Linked DNA regions of Homo sapiens: regions 2, 3, 4 and 5 are each linked to region 1. Evidence: chromatin contacts called from ENCODE Hi-C or POLR2A ChIA-PET data. All regions are on one chromosome and are shown on one strand. The core of a region is the stretch at or near the end of the contact, and the rest is flanking DNA. Distances in the headings are between cores, read along the strand shown.

Region 1 (2,757 bases), core at 100-2,599:
TTTAAGGGTGAACATCAACTTATCTACATTTTGGTGCTTTCTTTCCCTTAAGTGGCAGATGGTTTCTATTAACCTAAAATTGAAGTCATTGTTGGGGGACCCCTAATTCCATGTCTAGTCCTAGTGCCCAGAGGCTACCAAAGACGATACGAATAGCTTCTCAGGCACTCTACCCACCGTTTACCTTGTTAATACAAATCTTTCCCAGACCTGGGTCCCGAAATTATTTTACCCTGCAGAGCAGAAATGTTACGGTGTTCATTCAGTGAACTCTTCCCTAGTTTTTAATCTTTGTATTTTCTGCGTATACTTCAAGCCACCAGTAACTTTCCCAGTTACCAAGAAACAGTGTAACACAGGTCGCTATTTGTTTTGTTCGGAATTTACGAGCAATTTAACCACACGTGATTAGCAACATTAAGGGGGCTCCTCCAGGCAAAGAATCCACAGAATGAGAGGCCCTTGGTACCCAAATGAAGCAACAATGAAAGATCGGCGAAGCTCAGCAAGGTTCCTGAGCGCCACGGACGCCTGCTCTGATTTCAGGTTGCCGGCGCGCGCCCGCGGGTCTGCCTTTATGGACGAGGCGCAAGAGGGATCCAGGAAAGACGGTGCCCTTAGAGACTCGGAGATTAGCGTGGGCAACCCTGCCACCAGCTGCCCCTGCCACCAGCCGCCCCCACAACAAAAAGGAGGAAACGCTCCGCATCCCGTCACCAGGACAACTCTGTAACCCGACACCGAGGCTCAAGATTCCGCATCCCGGGCAGCGAACACAGGAGAAAAGCACATCGCGGCCCGGCCGCGGGGCTCCAAGGCGTCCGTGCCGCCGCTGTTCCTGGGGTGCCGAGAGCGACGCGGGGTCCACCCTCTCCGCCGGCCCGAGGTCCGAAGCTCGGCCCGCCACCGCTCCCGGCCGGCGCCTCCCGCACGTGGCGGCCGTGATTGTCCCGGGGCGGTATCCCTCCGCGCCCCCGCCTCAGTCTCCCCCCGCCCTTCCCGGGACCCTCCGTGCCCGGGCGCCGCGGAAGGATCGCACGCACGCGCGCGCGCACGCCCAGCCGTGTCCGCGGAAAACGGAGGGCGCTGCGGTAAGGAGCAGCCGCCACAGGCACAGCCGCTTCGCAGCCTCCCGCCGCTGGTTTGTCAGCCCCGCGGCTGCGGGCGGCCGGGCGGCCGAGCGCGCTCTGAGGTTCGTCCCTCATCGCTGAACCCGCGTCCTCCCGCCGCAGCTCCTCGGGGAGGGGGGCGGTCGGTGCCTGCGCAGAGCCGCCTCCTCCCCGCCCCCGCCCCGCCTCCCCCCGCGCCGCCGCCGCCCGCTACCGCCGCCGCCGCCGCTGCGCCTGCTGCTCCTCGCCGTCCGCGCTGCAGTGCGAAGGGCTCGAAGATGGCCGGTTGGCAGAGCTACGTGGATAACCTGATGTGCGATGGCTGCTGCCAGGAGGCCGCCATTGTCGGCTACTGCGACGCCAAATACGTCTGGGCAGCCACGGCCGGGGGCGTCTTTCAGAGCATTACGGTGAGGACCAGTGGCGGCCGGTACCCTGGTCCCTGCACCGGAGCGGGGTGGCCGGCCGCGGGGGCACCGCAGCGCGGGGCTGGAACACTGAGGGCCGAGCCCGCAGGTGTGCTAGGCAGCGGGCGCCGAGGATGCGGCTGCCGGGCGGGCGGGGAGGCCGAGGCCCGGGGACGCCCCCTCACCCGGGGCTGCGCTGACAGGCTGGGGGCGGCGGCCGGACTCCTTGCTGGCCCTGGCCGGGCGCCCCCGGCGTTCCCAGCGTCGGTCCAGGTGCCCGGGTTGGGGGAGGGGGCACGCACCGGCCAGGGCAAGGGGAGGGGTTCCTTTTTTCCTCCTAGTGCGGTTCCCCTAGGTTCTCTTGAAGCCCTGAGGTTTGCTATGCACGTTCTGGGGTGGAAGCGGGGGTCGGGGATCCGGGCTGGGGCGCGCGGGCCCCGGGTGGAGGTCCCTAGGCTCTCTGGCCGGCTCTTGCTCCGCGGACAGCGCGCCTCCCGCGCCTCCGGCTGTGGGAGGCGGCGGCCCCGGCCCGGCCCCCGGGATTCTCGAAGCGACTTTGCGTAGGTTTACCGATGTCCAGGCCTCTGGGGCTTGCGAGAGATGTACGCCGACCGCGTAGGTGGATTCGTGAATCTCGACTTCAGCTCTAGCTCTATAGGTTGTTTTTTTTTTTTTTTTAAATTCTCCAAGATGGCGAACTGCCATTGATTTCTCTTCTCATATGGAGATTCATCGATATACGGTTATCCCCAGTTATGCAACATAGCTCAAAAAAGGGGTGCTTTTCGGGGGCTTTCAATTATCTGCGAAGACCAGGAGCACACTTCACTTCTCTAAGTCCCTCCCTCTTTAGTGGTGGCAGTAAAGGAACTAATGCAGTTTTATGCTTCACATTGCCTGATTTTCTTGAGACTTGATGGTTTTGAGTTGGTTGCAATATGTTTGGAGAATATTTGCCACAAAACCTCCAGCTTATTGTTTTGCCTGTTTCTGCCCAAGGCTGTTTCTAAAATTATGATAATTGTACTAAATACGAGACCATTCTCTTTATTTCTTAGCACCACGCTCCCTTTCCATTAAGCACCAAAATTCAGGTCCCCTATTAAGGGTGCTAATTATTCTTTTACCACTTAACATGGTTTAAAGTCTAACTTTAGAACTCAGTCCTTGATAGTAGTACTTTAAGGTCTCGTATACCCGCAGTGGACTACAATTCTTGTAGGGAATTGGCATCTGGTCAT
Region 2 (2,757 bases), core at 177-2,676, 460 kb after region 1:
GTACCTAGCACCTTGAGCCATGCCTAACACGGAAACCTTTCCTTTGGACAGTGCAATCTTGGGCTTGTTTGCTGTCACTTCCATGACTTGCATTTATGAGGTTTTTGGAAAATGTTCCTTGATGAGAAAATATTCAAGAAAAATTGGATTATTTAGAAAGATGGGCAAACCTGCTCGCGGAGAAATTATCTGCTTAGTGACCTGTTATCTGCTGCCCTCTAATGGCTGAGCCGAGTCACCATTAGCAGGCGGCAGGTGGCTTTGTCATGGTGTAGTGAGTGACCAGAGCCTGGCTCAGGGGGTGCAGCCGACCAGGGCTGGGAATAGGATGGGGCATTGCTGAAGGGGGAAGGAGAAAGACATGCAGAATACAGACGTGTTTGTTTCCTTCTTTGCACTGACCTATGTGTCCTTTGGTGAGGAGTTCTATGGCTTTTGAGTCAGAATAAAGTTATTAAGTACAAAGAGAAAAAAAAACAAAAAAAACTAAAGTCATTTTCAGAGCAGGGTTCACAGTAGAGTCAATGGCTCACCTGCCTTAGAATTTCCCAAGTTGTTGGTGTAACTGTGAATTTCTCAGACCTCCTGAACCTGAAAGAGACTGAGGTCTGAGACTCTGCATTTGTTCGGTGAGCTTCCATGTGATTCTGGTGCAGTCAAGTTTGACACCTAAGGAGTAATCTCCAATTTTTTTTTTCATCATGGAGCCCCGATGTATGTATGTTTGCTTGTTTATTTTTTAATGTTATAAATTAAATACAAAATGACTGTTCTAGTGTATTGTGTACATTATAAAACATTCACAAAAATGGAAATTTTTAAAGAATAAAAAAATACATTAAAGTTTACATATGAACTTCCCATGCCACATTTTGGATGAGTATAATTTATGATTAAATGTTATGTAACTGATCCTTAGGGTGATTATGATGGCACAACATTCATTTTCCCAAGTTTGTGGCCCCAACATCAATAGGCAGCAGGATTATCTGCAGAGGTTTTATTTCTGCTTCAATAGCATCACGGGAATTCTCTTTCTTCCCCTCTCCCTGTTTTTCTACCTCTCCACAATATTCACATTTGATGCTGGGAAAAGTTGTCATGTTTACTCTCTTTACCAAGCTGATGCTCCTAGTATTGCAATTTCTTGGTAGGAAACTGAGTGTGGACTGGTAAGGGTGTTGGCATCATATAGCCTGCAATGCCCAGGTGCTTAAGCAAACACAAATATACACCCTTGGGACTACTCCAAGACTGAACCAGTTGCAAAATCATCTCCTGTGAAACCCTGCCTAGAAAAAGCTTTCAATGCATAATTAGACTCTAATCTGGCTCTTAATTTTTCTGGGGTCATGGATCTTTAAGAATGCGATGAAATCTTCAGGCTCTCCAAGGCTGGGAAAAAATAATTCATGTGACCGTAGGTACTATTTAAGAGAGTGTAAACACTTCTGCAGTTCTCAAAGTGTGGAATCTGGGCTGGCAGCATTAGCATCATTAAGGAACTTAATAGAAACGTCCAGCAGGGCATGGTGGGGTAGGTCTGTAATCCCAGCATTTAGGAGGCCAGTGTAGGAGGATAGCTTGAGGCCAAGATAGGAGACCAGCCTGGGCAACACAGCAAGGCCCCATCTCTACAAAAAGAAGGAGGCTGGGTGCAGTGGCTCACACCTGTAATCCCAACACTTTGGGAGGCCAAGGCAAGTGGATCACCTGAGGTCAGGAGTTCAAGACCAGCTGGCTAACACGGTGAAACCCTGTTTCTACTAAAAATACAAAAAATTAGCCGGGCGTGGTGGTGTGCACCTGTAATCCCGCTACTCGGGAGGCTGAGGCAGGAGAATCACTTGAACTCATGAGGCGGAGGTTGCAGTGAATGGAGATAGCACCATTGCATTCCAGCTTGGGCAACAAAAGAGAAACTGTCAAAAAAGAAAGAGGAAGAAAGAAAGAAAGAAAAGAAAGAAAGAAAGAGAGAGAGAGAGAAAGAAAGAGAGAGAGGAAGAGAGAAAGAAAGAAAAGAAAGAAGGAAAGGAAGGAAGGAAAGAAAGAAAGAAGGAAAGAAAGAAAGAGGGAGGGAAAAGAAGGAAGGAAGGAAAGAAGAGGAGGGAGGGAAAGAAAGAGAAAGACAGCTAAAGAAAAAGAAAAAGAAAGGAAAAGAAAGAAAAGAAAAGAAAGAAAAAAAAAGAAGCAATACTCGACCCCCAAGCCTACTGAATCAGCAACTCTGGGGTGGGAGCTGGCACTCTGTGTTTAGCAAACCCCCCAGGACTCGAGTTTGAAAACACTCCAGAACAGTTCTCCAACCTGCTTCCTTATTAGAATCACCTGGTGAGTTAAAAATAAAAAGGACTGATGTCTGATGCCTGGCCTCCAAACTCACTTAATTAAATTAATATACCTGGAAGTGGGGCGGGAATGGACACTGGGATTTTTAAAAGCTCTGCAAAGGAGCTAAGCTCTGTAGACCCAGGCTACTTTTCTCTCCTCCTCCTCCTCCTCCTTCTTCTTCTTCCTTTTAGAGACAGGATCTTGTTCTGTTGCTCAGGCTGTAGTACACTGGTGCAGTCATAGCTCACTGCAGCCTCGAACTCCTGGGCTCAAGTGATCCTCCTGCCTCAACCTCCCAAAGTGCTAGGATTACAGGCATGAGCCACTGCGCCTGGCCCCAGGCTACTTATGACAACTCCAAAACCAGAGCATGATAGCACTAAAGAGGAACTTAGCAACAGCCTGACTCAATTGCTCTCATTTACT
Region 3 (2,757 bases), core at 182-2,681, 380 kb before region 1:
CAGCAAGACACCACCGGGCAAGACCATGGTGCTTTCTGCCCAGGCTCTAATTCATGCCTGCAGAATAACAATCTGCTCTTGGTGCACCAAGCACAATGCAAGCCCTCTAAGCTGCCACTCATGCGGGGCCTGCTAACACTCCCGGCCCTTGTTTCTGATTCTTGGCATTGTTGGCGCAGGGAGTGTGGGGAGAGTCACATACTTCCATGCTGGGAAAGGCAGGGCCCCTGGTGGCCCAGCAAGTCATCAGACAGCCTGGGCAAGAGCAGCAGCCAGATGAGCTAGAGGGCAGCTTGAACCTCTTGGCAAACTTGCCAAACATTGAGGAATCTGGGGATTGTGGTTCCAAAAAGTCTGGTTTCTTTTGGAACCAGACTGAAGCATGAATTTGAGTTGGGGACAAGGGATCCCCCAACTCAAAAAAAAAAATCCACCTCATTAAAAATTCCTTTGGCATGGCATATTGCTACAGAGTCTGATTGTAGTGCCAGTGTCTTTCTAACACCCTTCAAATAACAGTGCTGACAAATTCCTAAGCAGCCGTCAAATTACATGATCTTGACCTGGTTGGATAAAAAGTGATGCTAGCACAAAGGTGATTGATTGAGGATTATGACAGTCAGACAGATGACACAGTGAATATTGGAAGTATTAATAGCAAGCTTATTCCTAATCTTTACACTGTAGGCAAAAGAAGTAACATGTCAAAAACACCACAGAATATTTTTATTATGGGAGGAGGCAAAACGTTCTTAAGCTTATAATGTAGTGGCACCTTATAGGTAAGACTTAAAGCCTCAAAGCTTTGTTTTAAAGCAACGACTGGTGTTGATTCTCAGTCAATTTAAAGGATGAAAAGGGCTGTAAAACTATTTTACGGTAGGAATAATAGCTACCACTTTTTAAGCACTATGTTACAGGGATTTTAAATATATTAGCTAATTTAAGCCTAATGGCAGCCTTGTCAGGTAGGTACCTTTGTCCCCAGTTTATATACAACTGCAAATTCTGAGACAAAGGATAGTTAGACAGTTCTGCCTGATCCCAAAGCCAGTGCTCTTCAATTCACTGCAGTAAGCCACCTCTCTGGAGCTGAAAGGAGACATGAAACTAGGGACATGAGATAAATGGATTTTTTTTCTCTAAAGAATTGCCATTTTTCTGGATCTTGGATAGAGCTTTATCTTGAGAAGTAACCACGCTTGCTCTTCACAGACAAGATACAGCAACATCTAATATGGAGAAAAACTGTGAGCATTTCCACTTCTGATTAATGAATCAAAACTGAACCAATAAAGTCTAGCCTTTGTGACAGTTCTTTGTCTCCTCCTTGGCCAAGAATTTCTGTACACACTGAGTCAGAGTGTCAGCACTCTCTTAACTTGGCGCACGCAACTTGACATGAGTCACCAGAAGGATTTGAAACTTCGGGTTGGAAAAAGCCACTGCTGTTAAGTTGGTACAGACAAAAATATTTGGGCGTCAACTCTTGTGTTCCTGGATATAGCTTGTTCGTTCATCTGTGTGTTGATTCATTCAATAAATATTCTAATGTACCCAATAAAATACAAAATACTGGGTAAAAAGTTTAATTAGTAAACAAACAAACAAACAAACAAAAAAAAACAGTGAAATCAAGTGTCTCACCTCAACCCCTAGTTTCTCTGTTGAGGGACAATCACTGCTAGCAGTTTCTTGGAGGATCCTTCTAGAGATATTCTAGGCATATTATGTGCCTTTCCCTTGGTTTACATAAGTGTTATTGCACCCCTGCAATAGCCTGGGCACTGATTTATGTAAAGTGATGATCAAGACTTGGGCCCTGTCCCTGAGGAGGAAATAGAACATAAACCAACTTCCACTTTATGATTGACAAGTTCCCTGATTGGAGGTACTTATAGGAGTGGTGGTGGTCTGAGTGAATCAGGATTGAAATATCAATGTGTCTTATCAGCTGTCACAAGTAAATTGTTGTTATTAATAGTGAAGTGCCAGCATTTGAAAATTATTTTTTAAAATAGGATAACATGTATTCCTGTGATAATTTCAACCTCACTTGCATCCTAATTTGCTTGTGAGACAGAAAAGTGTGGAGATTAAGCTGTTTCACTGAGAATTGTGCGTGACGCTGGACACACCCATGGTAGGTTCTCTTGTGAATGTGATCTGGTGCATATCCCAGGGAGCTGAACATTTTGTACAATCAGGGTACAAGAAGAGCATAATTTCTTCATTTTCTGGGGGACAATTAGAAAGTTTTCCCTAAATAGTATATGCTCCCATTTAGTGGGGTATGGTTTTCCTAGTTGCCTGGTTTCAAAATATTCATCCTTACAATGGAAGGGAAGTCAGGAAGTGATAAAACCTCCCATCTGGATTGAATACAGTTTGGGACAGTAGTTTGTGCACGGTGAGGCAGATAACACTTTGCAGATTTAGGAGACAGCTGAATCTGATGCATGTGGATGCAAGCTACTGGTAGAAGGCTTGGAGCAAATCCTTTCAATGCAGCTTGGATTTATGGGAGATTTTCAGGCGCCTGTAGGCTTTGAAGAGGCGTACAGTAGTATTTGGTTCACAAAGAGTTCACGTTTACTTCGGTTCACCTGGATTCTCACTCCCAATTGAGTTTTATTTCCAGTATGCTTGTAAACCAACTCCAGACTCGGATGCAAACTCGGCTCAATGTCTGATAGGGAGTTAAAGAGAGAAAATACAAAATGGCATAAATGAGTTTCACATGATTTCCAATCCAAG
Region 4 (2,757 bases), core at 165-2,664, 310 kb after region 1:
GTGGCTCATGCCTGTAATCCCAGCACTTTGGGAGCCTGAGGCGGGCGGATCACCTGAAGTCAGGATTTGAGACCAGCCTGGCCAACATGGTGAAACCCCATTTTTGCTTTTAAAAAATACAAAAATTAGCTGGGCGTGGTGGCAGGCGTCTTAATCCTAGCTACTTGGGAGGCAGAGGCAGGAGAATCGTTTGAACCCGGGAGGCGGAGGTTGCAGTGAGCTGAGATGGAGCTATTGCACTCAAGCCTGGGGGACAAGAGGGAGACGTCACTCAAAAAAAAAAAAAAAAAAATTAAGGCACAATACGTGAACTTGAAGAACATACAGTTCTCTTTTATTTAACAAACACTTACGTAACCAGCCCGGTGCTGTGCGAAGTGCTTTACATTGTCTCGTTTGATTTACTTAATAAACTCCTATTTGAATCAAATGGGGTGGAGTAGGGGCTTCCTGGAATTTGGCTTACCTCGCCATCTCCCCCCACCCTTTCCCCTCAGTGGAGAGGCAACCAGAGAGAAAAGAAATTGAGCTGCTCTGAAGGGCAAGGCCTCCTCCTACTTCCCGCAGCTGTTTCGCCAGACTTGACCTTCTTCCCTTAGCTAGAGGCAGGGGGTCTCCATCCCTCGCCCAGATCTAGTTGGTGGGAAGGTGGGTGGCTTTTTTCGGGTCACTGGCGCACCCTCTCTACTTCCAGCCACCTGCTCGGGTTCCATCCCGGCTCCAGGCTCCCCGGAGGGCGGCAGGGACATTCCAATCCTCCCACAACCCTCACGGATGTTGCGGGGGAGGGGGGTGCAATTGCTCTTCTCTTCCAACACCCAGCTTTTTCTTCTCAATCTCTAGTGGCCTGAGTCACCCCCGTAGAGGAAATTAAGGATTGATGAATGGTTTGAAAGTTGTTTGTTTACAACCCACCCGTTGGCGAAGCCGCATCTCCAGTGACAGAGGCACTTTCTGGGCACCGTCTGTGCTCTAGCAGACAATTGAGAGCCAGGCAGCCAAGATGCCTCCTCGCCAGACCAAATATGGTCACAAGAGCTAAGCAGCCTCTCGTGGAAAAGCTGGCCTTGTTGGTGTCTCCCCGCGCCGGGGCGCACCCGGGCCGGCCTTCGGGCAGAATCGCGGGTCAGTGCGGCGCTCCGGGTGCTGCAGGCCTCGGCGCCTGGCTGCAGGGGAGGGCGCGGTGTCCAGGACCGGCCCTTCCTAGGCCTGAGCCCCTCATCCGCGTGCCCTCCGCCACCCCCGGCCTTGGTTTCGGTCCACAACCCCTTGATGAAACAGGCTCAGGCCACTTTCCCTTTGATCCCGCCCCAAGTCCGTGGTAAACTCAAAGGAATGCAGATGCAGGTCTGAGCGGGAGAGGTCCGCGCGGCCGGGAGGAGTGGGTGGGGGGCACCCGTCTCCTCTTACCCAGTAAAGTACCCATCACGCCCAGGGTTTTCTGGAGCCGAGGTGGGAGGAGGAGGAGGAGGAAGAGGAGGGGCGAGCGGGGGCTGGCCGGCTAGGGACTAGGAGGTCATACATAATTCAACAGCTCAACTTTCGGGCCCGCCTCTTTCCTGGGGGTGGGAGTTTGCTCCAAACTTTGTTTATGGGACAGTCCGGGAGCTGCTGCGGCCGCGCTGTCTGCTTCTCCTGCGCCTCCTTTTCGCCCAGCACTAGCGCCTTAGGCCAGCTCGGGGGATGTGAGAGCCGAAGCCCTTAGACTGCCAGGCACAGAGTCGGGTCGGGATTTGTCAGCCAAGCCTCGGCTCCAGCTCCGCAATCTCGGGACTCACCCGAGCGACCCAGGCCCGACGGCAAGTTCGGGCGGGACGGCGGCCGCCGCGCGCTCAGGCTCAGCTTCGCTGCCCGCCCAGGTAGTGCCCGCTGGAGCTCGCGCGCTCATCCGGCACCACTCCAGGGCTCCAGGCTCCTCGGGCTTCCGGAGTCGAGACGTGGTGGAGTTGGCTCGGGCTGAACTTCTTTCGGGGGGCTGCCTGTCCTGGAATCGTGCGACCTTTCCTTTGCCATCCTGCGGTTCAGCAAGCCCCGAGTGCAGTTATTCCCTCCACCCCTCGCCCTATCTTCTCCTCCTCCAGGCAACTTCTTTGCTTCAAGAAAGTTGCATAATTCTCGAGGCCAGGAGGGACCCCTCCCCCATCCTGCTGGTCTTACCGCTGAGTGTCTGGGATCTCCAGGCGGGCAATTATCTGTCTCCTCGTTTCCTTTTCCCTCTATTCTTTCTCCCACCATCTCGCCCTCTCACCCTGTAACCCTCTTACCCACTTCCTCCGACTTTAAATAAAAGGCTGATCTGACCTTCTTTTTGCAGAAGATGAATCCGGCCTCGGCGCCCCCTCCGCTCCCGCCGCCTGGGCAGCAAGTGATCCACGTCACGCAGGACCTAGACACAGACCTCGAAGCCCTCTTCAACTCTGTCATGAATCCGAAGCCTAGCTCGTGGCGGAAGAAGATCCTGCCGGAGTCTTTCTTTAAGGAGCCTGATTCGGGCTCGCACTCGCGCCAGTCCAGCACCGACTCGTCGGGCGGCCACCCGGGGCCTCGACTGGCTGGGGGTGCCCAGCATGTCCGCTCGCACTCGTCGCCCGCGTCCCTGCAGCTGGGCACCGGCGCGGGTGCTGCGGGTAGCCCCGCGCAGCAGCACGCGCACCTCCGCCAGCAGTCCTACGACGTGACCGACGAGCTGCCACTGCCCCCGGGCTGGGAGATGACCTTCACGGCCACTGGCCAGAGGTACTTCCTCAAGTAAGTCAG
Region 5 (2,757 bases), core at 171-2,670, 310 kb before region 1:
GCTGATCCTGGGGTTTTTATGGGCACAGGATGGGGGCAGGGGAGGCCATGGGTGGTTTTGGAAAAGGCAACATTCAAGCGGGAAAACAGGGATGTACATTCTCACTTTGGGCCATAGTTCCAGGCTTGAAGGTGAAGCCCTCGCTGGGGACCTGCCCTCTTCTGCCCAGAATTTTCCTGTCTCCTGTCCCTATCAATGTGAAAATTGGATTTGATTTAAAATGATTAAATATTAGTTAACAGAATCAAAAGTTTTTTGTCGCTAGAAAGACTTAAAAAATAGACCCCCCATTGATCTATTTTTAGGCTATGTGGTGACAGAGTCTGGCACTTAAGGGACATTCAATAAATATTTGTTGACTCATGATTGACAAGTGTCAATTTTGAGGCTAAAATGAAAAGTCCACTTAGAGTATAAGAAGTTTATATAACTTACCTTAACCACTGTAATGATTTTAGCTGAAGTTTTCATTTTTCTTCCTGCATTTGGATTTCCTGACCTCTGAAAAGTGGAAGACAATTTTATGTTAACAAAAGTATCTCTAGGCCAGGCGTGATGGTTCATGCCTGTAATCCCAGCACTTTGATGCCAAGCCAGGAGGATCACTTGAGCCCAGGAGTTTGAGACCACCCTGGGCAATATAGCAAGACCGTCTCTCTACAAAAAATTTTTTTTTAAATTAGCTGGGTATGGTGGCATATTCTTGTAGTCCCACCTATGCAGGAGGCTAAAGTAGGAGGATCACCTGAGCCTGGAGGTCAAGTCTGCAGTGAGCTGTGATCTTTCCACTGCAGTGCAGCCTGAGTGACAGAACAAGACCCTGTCACAAAAAACAAACAAATAAAAAAAAATCTGTAAAACCTCTAAAATAATGTGATATCTGGGATTAGCTTCAAAACAACGAACAAGATGGGCTACAAGTTCATCACTGTTGAAGTTGAATGATTCATACATGGGGGTGCATTATATTATCCTCTACTTTTATATATATCTAAAACTTTTCAACACGTAAAGTTAAAAAAAGGATTTATAAGATGGAAATGTAGTTCCTGTGTCTTTCCCAAATATTTATTTCTCATTCTGGGTCCCTTACTTAAAAGAAAAATGGGGTTGGGGAAAGCATTTCCAGGCTCCAAAAATTTGATAGTATTGCTTATCTCCCTAATCGTAGGCCTCCTCTTTAGAAGCTTCTGGACAGGAATGAAAGCTTTTGGAAGCTTCCCAAGGCTTATGGTTGAACAGCCTACTTTAGTTTCCATTACCTTCTTTTCTGGGTGGAGAAAAAAGCCCTTTAGGTTCAACAATTTACAGGGATGTGGCAGGGGAGGTGGTTTTCCATTGAGAACGAGATAATGGCAGCATTCCTTGCCTGAGAAAGGAGCTGTAAGGTGCTGTTGCCTCAGGGCACACTCCGGACAACTGAAAGCAGCTGTTGCGGACTGGGCTGGCTTTTAATTAATTATTTTGGTAATTGTGTTGGCAATTTTCCCTTTTCCTTAGTCTTTGAAAAAAAAAAAAAAAAGCAAACACATCTAACTGTTTACGTAACTACTAGAAGAAACACGAGGTTCTTAGCAACTGACCTAGTGTACCTTGACCGAATTGTATCATGTTTTATGGGCATGGACTGCCATATAATTTGTGAGTCTTTTTTGATCACTTGGGTTTTGCTGGTAATATTTCAACAAAGGGGAGGAGACATTCGGGGCTGTCTTTGCTCTTGCCTGGTGAGATGTTCTCACCCTGCTCCAGTATAATTGAGCCAATATGAGTTTTAATCTTTTTCCCCCATTAAGAAATGCTCAAATTTATATATAGAATACTGAAATCCAATATATATTTAAGAAGTTATCTCTAAGCAGTATAAAAGAAACCAAATACATTTGTAACACTACAATGATGTAAAAATTTGTTTTGTTTGACTTAAAATGATTAAATATTGGTTAACAGAGTCAATACTTTTTTATTGCTAGAAAGACAAAAAAACAAACCCTGGAGATTATTCTATCTGAAAGTTCTTATTTATACAGTAGAAGTTACTGATGCCCAGAAAAGCAGTGTGACTTGTCCATTATCACAGGTCCCTTTGAGAAAACTCAAGTTGCTTTTGCTCTCTCTGTAAAGCAGTTTTACAGGGCCTGACAAGAAAATTCACTCAGCACAGCCACAGTTCAAAAGTTAGTGAGCCATAGGAGCTATGGCAGAGTAGGAAAATGAATTTGCTGTCATCTGCTGTTTTATTTTATGCAAGACACATACCATGGAACCTCCAGCTTTAGGGTTCTCAGGGAGACAATGTAATGTAATGTTTCTGTTACAGAAAAAAATAGAGAAAACTCAGCCATAAAAGATCCAGTTCAAAAATTCAGTTAACGTGCATTTGGGAAATCAAAATATCCTTCTCATATTCAAAGAAAATAATTGCTGTTAAAGTCAATTTGGGGGAAGTCTGCTTTTAATAATACTTTCTTTAGAGAATAGTCACTCAAAAAATTGAGAAAACAGATTCAGCTTCAAGTCAAATATTCTCTATGCACTCTACTGATAAGACAGAAATTGGGGGCAGGGGGAGTCTTTTAGAAAAGAATCAGTAAATGGAAAATATATTACCAAGTGAAATGCATCTAACGTTTTATTTCTCCTGAAAGAATATTTATAAGAATTAACTTTACTCTGTGTATGAAGTGTATATTATTTATAGCTATTTAAAGCTACTAAAAGAAAATTGAAAAAGGCAATTTAAAAATGTTTACATTC

What was found. Hi-C counts contacts between places; a loop is a spot of excess contacts on that map. ChIA-PET counts read pairs that join two places held with the same protein, here RNA polymerase II (POLR2A). Pooled maps may share reads with other maps.
Region 2: a map with no recorded cell type shows a loop between it and region 1 (4-fold over the local background). The contact joins the enhancer-like site here to the promoter of PFN2 in region 1. A Hi-C loop is called at or near these places in 1 of 168 maps with a recorded cell type or tissue (PC-9), 2 of 37 single-sample maps with no recorded cell type and 7 of 50 pooled maps. POLR2A ChIA-PET finds 5 or more read pairs at or near these places in 1 of 52 experiments (WTC11).
Region 3: a map of PC-9 shows a loop between it and region 1 (6-fold over the local background). The contact joins the enhancer-like site here to the promoter of PFN2 in region 1. A Hi-C loop is called at or near these places in 2 of 168 maps with a recorded cell type or tissue (PC-9 and chondrocyte) and 3 of 50 pooled maps. POLR2A ChIA-PET finds 5 or more read pairs at or near these places in 2 of 52 experiments (Panc1 and activated T-cell).
Region 4: a pooled map of gastrocnemius medialis shows a loop between it and region 1 (9-fold over the local background). The contact joins the promoter of WWTR1-AS1 here to the promoter of PFN2 in region 1. A Hi-C loop is called at or near these places in 10 of 50 pooled maps. POLR2A ChIA-PET finds 5 or more read pairs at or near these places in 5 of 52 experiments (A549, IMR-90 and WTC11).
Region 5: a map of CD4-positive, alpha-beta T cell shows a loop between it and region 1 (3-fold over the local background). The contact joins the enhancer-like site here to the promoter of PFN2 in region 1. A Hi-C loop is called at or near these places in 2 of 168 maps with a recorded cell type or tissue (B cell and CD4-positive, alpha-beta T cell) and 9 of 50 pooled maps.

The regions. Positions count from the first base shown.
Region 1 is chr3:149,969,487-149,972,243 of GRCh38, reverse strand. It overlaps PFN2 (profilin 2), which reads left to right and starts at 1,349. Exons shown (of 3, transcript NM_053024.4): 1 at 1,349-1,519. The coding sequence starts at 1,388. It overlaps LOC646903 (a long non-coding RNA gene), which reads right to left and starts at 965. Exons shown (of 1, transcript NR_036538.1): 1 at 1-965. RefSeq lists enhancers at 86-616, 617-1,148 and silencers at 994-1,053, 1,284-1,363, 1,574-1,813, 1,824-1,873, 1,894-2,153.
Region 2 is chr3:149,509,945-149,512,701 of GRCh38, reverse strand. No RefSeq gene overlaps it. Among named protein-coding and RNA genes, the nearest start is that of TM4SF4, 37 kb to the right of the region's middle. RefSeq lists a silencer at 136-235. Within about 2 kb of position 1,426, at least 3 of the 41 ENCODE cell types and tissues checked have a DNase peak (open chromatin) inside an H3K27ac peak, as active enhancers do; they include PC-9, where a contact is called at or near this core.
Region 3 is chr3:150,347,310-150,350,066 of GRCh38, reverse strand. It overlaps LOC107986141 (a long non-coding RNA gene), which reads right to left. Exons shown (of 3, transcript XR_001740958.1): 2 at 1,648-2,689. Among named protein-coding and RNA genes, the nearest start is that of LINC01214, 25 kb to the right of the region's middle. Within about 2 kb of position 1,431, at least 12 of the 41 ENCODE cell types and tissues checked have a DNase peak (open chromatin) inside an H3K27ac peak, as active enhancers do; they include PC-9 and Panc1, where a contact is called at or near this core.
Region 4 is chr3:149,656,867-149,659,623 of GRCh38, reverse strand. WWTR1-AS1 (WWTR1 antisense RNA 1) reads right to left here and starts at 1,414. Exons shown (of 3, transcript NR_040250.1): 1 at 916-1,414; 2 at 1-246. It overlaps WWTR1 (WW domain containing transcription regulator 1), which reads left to right and starts at 1,599. Exons shown (of 7, transcript NM_015472.6): 1 at 1,599-1,859; 2 at 2,315-2,748. The coding sequence starts at 2,318. RefSeq lists enhancers at 746-955, 1,516-1,585, 1,193-1,772 and a silencer at 1,126-1,285.
Region 5 is chr3:150,277,799-150,280,555 of GRCh38, reverse strand. All of the region lies in intron 2 of LINC01214 (long intergenic non-protein coding RNA 1214), which reads left to right. LOC105374154 (a long non-coding RNA gene) reads right to left here. Exons shown (of 3, transcript XR_924578.3): 2 at 436-501; 3 at 1-189. Among named protein-coding and RNA genes, the nearest start is that of LINC01213, 41 kb to the right of the region's middle. Within about 2 kb of position 1,420, at least 4 of the 41 ENCODE cell types and tissues checked have a DNase peak (open chromatin) inside an H3K27ac peak, as active enhancers do.